2 separate regions of the Homo sapiens genome follow, and region 2 is linked to region 1. The links are chromatin contacts, found by Hi-C or POLR2A ChIA-PET in ENCODE. All regions are on one chromosome and are shown on one strand. The core of a region is the stretch at or near the end of the contact, and the rest is flanking DNA. Distances in the headings are between cores, read along the strand shown. Region 1 holds the start of NECTIN1-AS1 (NECTIN1 antisense RNA 1). Region 2 has its middle 34 kb from the start of NECTIN1-DT.

Region 1 (3,674 bases), core at 795-3,294:
CTATACAATGTGTCAAGCATGGTGCTGGCACCTTTTGGGTGAAAGTGACAGTGGTAGTGGCAAGAGGAAGGAGCGTGGAGGAATAAGAAAGACTAAGACATTTTCTTTTACCTTAAAAGCTCTGTCTAGCAGGGGCCCCAGACATGAAAACAAATAATGACTGAGTGATAAACGCAGTTTTTGTTTGTTTCTGAAAAATACAAACCCAAAGCAATGGGAGCTCAGAAGGGGGAGTGATTCTGTCTGAAGGTGACGGAGGCGCCACAGAAGATGTGAGATTTTTTAGCTGGGTCCTGCAGGATAAGCAGGAGTCCTTGAGACAGACAGAGATAGAGACAGAGACAGAGACAGACAGAGAGAGGGAAGGGAACAGGAGGGGAAGAGGAAAAGAGGAAAGAGTGTCTTTAAAAGCTTGGATGTGGCGAAAGCACTGGATATGTGGGGCAGAGGAGAGGGGAATACAGGGTGAATGGAAAGCAAGGTAGGAGCCAGTTGTAAAAGGGCTTTGTATTAGATGAGGGTCTGAACTTCACCTTGTAGGCAACTGGGAGCCACTGACGCCTTTTAAGCAAAGTGGTGACATGGTCACATCTGTGCTTTGGAAAGAGGCACATGGAATGCTAAGTAGAAGATGTCAGTCACAAAAGGCCACATACTGTATGATTCCATTTATACGAAATGTCCAGGATAGGCAGATCCATAGACACAGAAAGTAGATGAGTGGTTGTCAGGGGCCGGGGGAGGGAAAATGGGGAGTGACTGCTAATGAATACCGAGGTTCTTTCCGAGGTGATGAAAATGCTGTGGATTAGGCAGTGGTGACGGCCTATTGTGAATATACTAAAGCCACTGACTCGTATACTTCAGGAGGGCGAATTTTGTGGTTTGCGAATTATATCTCAACAAAGACAAAAGAAGAAAAGAGGCACATGAAGAAGGATGGATGATGGCAGGGCTAGGCTGGAGACAAGCAGGCTACCAGAAGACCTCTGCAAGCCTGCAGCACCCCCAAGCGTGGGGGCCCTGGGGTCCCACGGCTCAGCGCAGCTGCTAAGAGCACCGGTCTTCTGAAGTCCAAGACTCAGCTTCCCTCCTCAGGACTGCCCAGGACTGATTCTGCCCAGGACTGATTTTGCTGGGGGAGGGGGCACCGGAGAGATCCTGAGACACTCTACCCCCCACGCCCGCCCACATAGCCAACATATCGCACATATCCTGCATGAGATGCCTGGGACCAGAGCGACAGACGGTCACCTGACAAGCCACACCACCTATTTTTGAAGACAGGCGGGTCCCTTGGTAATAGAACAGGCACGAAGAGGCTTTGCCATAGATGGGGAAATTAGGGCAGAAAATAACACCGTGAAAACAGAACTGTCTGTTCAGAAATAAGAGACCCCCTCACTCATATCCCCAGTGTACCAGGGCCTGTCTCAGCCCCTGAGAATCTGGGATCACCAGCTCCACATCCGGGCCCAGGGCGCCTCTGTCTGCCACGCACTTGCCTGGGCCACTCTGCTACCTGGGGCCGGGGGAGAGCCTGCAGGGGCAGGGGCGCAGAGGAAGCCGAGACTACCCTCTAAAGAGTCCTTTCTGTGGGGCCCTGAGCGTCTGTAACCAGGCTGTGAGGAAGCACTCACTTCCAGGGGTGGAGGTTCAGGGGTTGGGGAAGGGAAGGGCTAGCTCCCTAGTCTGTAAGGGCAGAAGGTGCTCTTGAATGGAAGCAGGGAGGGAGGGGAGCCCCGTGTGGGAAGCCTGAAAGGAGCCTGGGAAAGACTGGGGCTGGGGGCTGGGGGCTGGGAGAGGAGAGTGATGCTCGGGGACTCCCCAACTCTCAGGCAGGGAACAGCTTTATTTTAACTCCGGGTTTGTGGAGAGAGGGCAGGACGAGGCGGAGCGGGTTTGAGGGGGAGGACCTAGCTGGTTTTTCCCAGCATCCCCCAGGCCACTTCTCTCACCACAAACCTCAGTCTCAAGCCACTTGGTTGTCATGGAAACAGGCCGGAATAGAACAGATGGTCTCCACTAGCCAAATTCCAATTAAACAGGGCAGAGATGGATAGGGAAGGGAGTGTGATGTGACGAGGCCGCAGAGAGCTCAGCCCCCAGGATGGACGGGAAACCCTGGGTCACCGTTCTTGGAGGGGGACATCAGGTGGGTAGAGAAAGCTGCCTGGGGGAAGTCACCACCCAGTCACCCCTTCAGTCCTCAAAGGTGGGGGCGTGGTGCTGAGGGAATGTCAGCTTGGGGAGGGGCAGCCACAGCTTTCCATTTACAGAAGCGCTGAAACAGAGCCACATGCACGCACACACGCGCACCCAAGCACACATGTGCAGCTGAACGCTGCGGTATGCACACAGGTCGACATGCTCAGGAACACGCGGGAGCAGTGCGGGAAGGTCAGGCAGAGTCATTGCACAGACACATTCCTCTAACACCGTACAAAGAAAATGCTTTGGAAAACCAAGCAAGCAATTTATTCTCATTTATTTAATAAACAAGTATTAAGAACCTACCAAGTGCCTGCCAGTAGGGCTATAAACACACACACACACACAGCCCTGCATGCGTGTGTATGCATGTGAAGGATATCAAGGACACAGGATAAATTCACTGACATGATCACTGCTACGGTAGGACTGTTCACAAAGTGCCATGATGATACAGGAAGAAATGATGAATGTGGGGAGGAGAATTAGAGAAACAAGAGGTGTCCCACAGGAGGTAAAATTTCACTGGGCTTTGAAGGATGAGTAGGAGTTTGCCAGCTGGTGAAGTAGGGTCCTCCAGGCAGAGGAGACAGGAACAGCAAAGGCATGGTGGACTGAAAGGTCAGAGCTTATGGGATAAGCCCAGTGTGAGAGGAGTTTGAAGTGTAGAGGAGTTCATGGGAGAGAAGACCCCATACAAGTCCTGGTGTGGAGAGTATAATTTCTGACTCAAACACTAACACCCCACACAAAGAACCGTGCCATCACACAGCGCCCGCCTGTCAAACCACACATCCACGCACAACTTCACACACACATAACCGCAGACCTTCCTGGTGCTGATAAATATTGAGCAAATGGAAAAAAGATGATTTTGTTTACTGCAAACAAAATGAGATGGGAGGGGAGGTGTCAAGTAAAAGGAAAGCATCAGAAGTTTTCCTTTCTTGGCATGGGGGTTAAATAGGGTTGCCAAAAAAAAAAAAAAACCAAAAACAGAAAGAAAGGGGCACGGGAGGCTGGCTGGGCACGGTGGCTCATGCCTGTAATCCCAGCACTTTGGGAGGCCAAGGCAGGTGGATTACCTGAGGTCAGGAGTTCGAGACCAGCCTGACTAACATGGTGAAACCCTATCTCTATTAAAAATACAAAAATTAGCCAGGCGTGGTGGTGGGTGCCTGTAATCCCAGCTACTTGGGAGGCTGAGGCAGGAGAATCATTTGAACCCAGGAGGCAGAGATTGCAGTGAGCTGAGATCGTGCCACCGCACTCCAGCCTGGGCAACAGAGTGAGACTCTGTTTCAAAAAAAAAAAAAAGGCATGGAGAAGGAAACCTCACAGCTTATCAGGGTTGTGAAGCCAGCCAGCTCCCATCGGTTTACTGTACATTTATGGGACACCTACTGTGTGCAAGGTGCTGAGCTAGGGCCTGCAGAGATTTTAAGGCTGGGTCCTATCCTTCA
Region 2 (3,793 bases), core at 1,247-3,746, 55 kb after region 1:
GAGACCTGGGCTGCTTTCTCTCAGGGCTTTTTCTATGGCACCAAACTGTCTTTCTCCAGCTGCCTCAGTTGTCCCATCCTGAAATCTGCCTTCTTGCTCCACCCACACACCTTCCCTTTGCCCCAGCTGACTCACAGGCCTGGGAAAATCCCTTTCTCCTACCCACCTGCGCAGGTGTAGGTGCACGCCAGCCCCTGCAATGTAAACCCCCTGGACCATAGTGGGTCTTCAAGGCCATCCTTTGGCTGGCCCTGACCTTCCAGGGTCCTGGGGTAGAGGAGGCTGGGAAGGTGTGTGCCGAGGGCACCAGGGAGATGTCAGACTCAGTTACCATGATGTGGACTATCCACGCTGCCTTGGGGGCTTGGTGTCACACTGCATCAAGTGGGCACTCAGGGCTTACTCCCTCTAGCTAAGAGATCCAGCCCCACTTTCCCTTCCCCCTGCTTGAGACCACTCAGAAGCATTCTCTATCCCTGGGGATGCAGTCAGGGCCTCCTGGATGTCCAGCCTTTGGGAGGTGCCACTCCAAAGGGACTGAGTGTTCAATGTTGGGGGTGGGGTGGGAAGGCTTTTCCCTCAATAGTTTCATCTGGCCTCCCCGGGGGGCCATGCTTCTATTTCATGGTTTGGTGGGGAAGAGTCCAAGCTTTGAGGACCCCTGTCCATGGGCTCATCTCAAAGGTGGTGCTCGGCAGAAGCCCAGATGCAAGGGTGGGCTGCAATGGGGAGAACCTCAGATCTTGCTTCTGAAAGGAGACCCTCCTAGGCCTGCAGGGAGACCCGGCAGCCCATTCCTACCACGGTGGCCACTGCTGTACCTTGCTCATGTCCTGTTTTGTCTCTGCAGCTCTTCCCATTTCCTCCATACACAGCATTAAGTTGAGGCTGGAGGTCGGGGCAGTAAAGGGAGGGCAGAAAGGACTTAACGTTCATACCCCTGAGGGAAGGATGTTTTGGGCTCTGTGGGGTGCCCAGCATGCAGAGTGAAGGGTGGGAGCAGAGAGCATGAGCTGGGCACAAGCTGAGCCCCAGAGTGCAGGGGCCAGAGCTGCCTCACAGGGTCTGCCCAGCGCCCTCCCTTCCAGCTCCATTGCTCTGGACTTCACGGTTGCCCATCAGGACACAGGTCTCCTCAGTGCCCCCGCCTCCCACCTTACACTCTGGACCCCATTGCATCCACCAGGCTGCCGACACCCTAAAATGCTGTCCAGGTCTCCTCCTGGACACTAGCTCCCCATTGCTGACAGAACGACATATGAACATTTGAGCACAGCACTCGCTGCCTGTCTGGCGTCATGTTCCCTGTGTTCCTCTGCAGCCCACCTCTCCCTCCCCACATCGAGGGCGGTTCTCTGGTCATGAACTTGTGCTGCCGCTGATGTACCATGCTCCCTTGGTTCTTGAGACCTTGGCCTGTGCTGACCCCTCTGTTGGGATTGGCTGTACCCCTTAGCCACTGAGAGAGATTCCACGCATTCTTTGCATCTTCTCTGAGATCCACCTCCACTGAGAGGTCTCCCAGGCTTCTGCTCCACTGAGAAGTCTCCCAGGCTTCTGCCTCACTGAGCTGGCCACACAGTTAGGCACATCTCTTTGTTTTAACAATTAACTGCTTATGGTTTGGCTTTTTTTATTGATGTTTCTCTCTGACCTTTGATAGTGAGCAACTGAGAGTGGAGGCCATGTCCTAACCACCCAGCCCCTCAGCAGTAGCACTGTGCTTGACCTGCCCTGTGGATATTTAAATGTTTGGAAAATACATTTTTTCAATTAATTATTTTTTCTCTTTCTTTCTTTCTTTCTTTCTTTCTTTCTTTCTTTCTTTCTTTCTTTCTTTCTTTCTTTCTTTCTTTCTTTTTCTTTCTTTTCTTTCTTTCTTTCTTTCTTTCTTTCTTTCTTTCTTTCTTTCTTTCTTTCTTTCTTTCTTTCTTTCCTTTCTTTCTTTTTTTCTTTCTCTTTCTCTCTCTCTCTCTCTTTTTCTTTTGCTTTTTTCTTTTGTAGAGACAGGGTGTTTCGATTTTGCCCAGGCAAGTCTTGAACTCCTGGCCTCAAGTGATCCTCCTTCCTCAGCCATTGTGTGAGCCACCACACCTGGCCAGAAAATGTTTGAATTCACAAACTCATTAATGACTGAAGTCATTGGAGAGGTACTTGAGGAGCTCTTCACATCTGCCTGGTCCTTCCCCAGTGTTCCTGACACCTCCCCACAGGACTTGGGAGACAGGCCTCACAGCGCACAATCCAGGCTGCCCTTAAAAGGGCTTGAAAACCAGATCCAGGTGCCCAGAAGAGAATAGTCTCTCCAAGGTGCTACTAGTCCTGCCCTTAGTCCTGCCCCCATCTTTCTCTGATATCCCTGTGGACAGCATGCTATCCAAATTTCTGGCATTTAAGCTGAATCCAGCCTCAGAGCCAGCTTGCTAAGCCTCAGTCTGAGGAGCTGCATTCTCTGTGACATCATCCTCCTCGGCTGGCTCTCAAACTAGGTCAGGGCCTGCTGGCAGGAGCCGGCTAGCACTGACTGCCCAGCAGCCTGCCACGCGGTTGCAGCTTCTGGGTAGACAGAACAGCAGGGCTGCTGAAGTTGATGGGGAGGTAACTGGGGGTGGGGCAGGGCAGGAGAAGGTCTAATACTGAGGCCAGAGCAGGTGGGAATGTCTTCCTTACCTCCCTTGCTCCCATGAGTTAATTATTAATAGCTCATCAGCCATTCGTCCTTTCACTTGCTTATTCCACAAACAGGTGTTGGATGCATGCCTTGTGTCAGGCACTGTACTAGGTGCTGGGGTAGGAAGAAGAGATCTTTGTCCAGAGAGGGAGGAAGACATAACCAACCACAGGTGGCTAAGCCAGAGGGTTCTGGGTATGTCCCAGGTTCTCTGGGCTGCCCAGGGGAGGGAATGATGGAGAGGGTCTATGGAGGTCAGAAGGCAGCCACGTCCTGAGGACCAGCTGCACACACATATGCAGGACCAGCCTCGAAGCCCCCTTTTTCCACCACGCCCCTCTCACCAGTATGTGCTCTAGACCCTATCTCAAAACCAGATTTCAGAGGCCCCCTCCCACCTCCACTGCCACCACTCTGGCCCCAGCCTCCTTCTCCTGCCTGGTGACTGCAGTAGCCTTTCCACGGAGCTTCCTGCTTCTACTCTCATGCATTTGCAATCTATTCTCCATATGACAGTGAGAACGATCTTGTTTTAAATATGTATTTTATTTTTAGTAGGTAATACATGCCTTTTATACAAAATAATATTTTAATAGGTAATACATGCCTTTTATACAAAATAAAATGATTTTTTAAAACTCCGAATAATCAGGAACAGATCATGTCACTCTTCTATTTAGGATCCACCCAGTGGTTTCTCACCTACTTAGAACGTAAACCAAATCTCCTGCCTAGTCTGCAAAGCCCCACTGTCCTGGGTTCGTCTGCCTTTCTGACCCCGCCTTGCACCACTTGCCCCTCCCTGGAAATGAACCTGTCTCTTCCTCAAACAGGCCAGTCTCCTTCTCACCTCCTATGGCCTTGCCTGTGCTGTTCCTGCTGCCTGGAATGCTCTTCCCCAGACCCCCGCTTGGCTGTTACTTCTTGTCAATCAGAGCTCAGCTTAATGTCATCGCCTCAGGGAGGCCTTCCCTGATGAATAATCTAAAATGGCCACCAGATGCTCTATCCTATCACTGCATTTGTAAAAATAGCTTTATTGAGGTATAACTGACACACAGTAAACAGATGTATAACACTCAATTGGAGACATTTTGACATATGCATATACCTGTGGCCATC

What was found. Hi-C counts contacts between places; a loop is a spot of excess contacts on that map. ChIA-PET counts read pairs that join two places held with the same protein, here RNA polymerase II (POLR2A). Pooled maps may share reads with other maps.
Region 2: a loop to region 1 is called in a map of DLD1, with 4 times the contacts of the local background. The contact joins the enhancer-like site here to the promoter of NECTIN1-AS1 in region 1. A Hi-C loop is called at or near these places in 2 of 168 maps with a recorded cell type or tissue (DLD1 and endothelial cell of hepatic sinusoid) and 3 of 50 pooled maps. POLR2A ChIA-PET finds 5 or more read pairs at or near these places in 2 of 52 experiments (RWPE1 and naive thymus-derived CD4-positive, alpha-beta T cell).

What each region holds. Positions count from the first base shown.
Region 1 is chr11:119,707,876-119,711,549 of GRCh38, forward strand. NECTIN1-AS1 (NECTIN1 antisense RNA 1) reads left to right here and starts at 2,045. Exons shown (of 3, transcript NR_183634.1): 1 at 2,045-2,155. All of the region lies in intron 1 of NECTIN1 (nectin cell adhesion molecule 1), which reads right to left.
Region 2 is chr11:119,762,080-119,765,872 of GRCh38, forward strand. No RefSeq gene overlaps it. Among named protein-coding and RNA genes, the nearest start is that of NECTIN1-DT, 34 kb to the left of the region's middle. Within about 2 kb of position 2,497, at least 8 of the 41 ENCODE cell types and tissues checked have a DNase peak (open chromatin) inside an H3K27ac peak, as active enhancers do.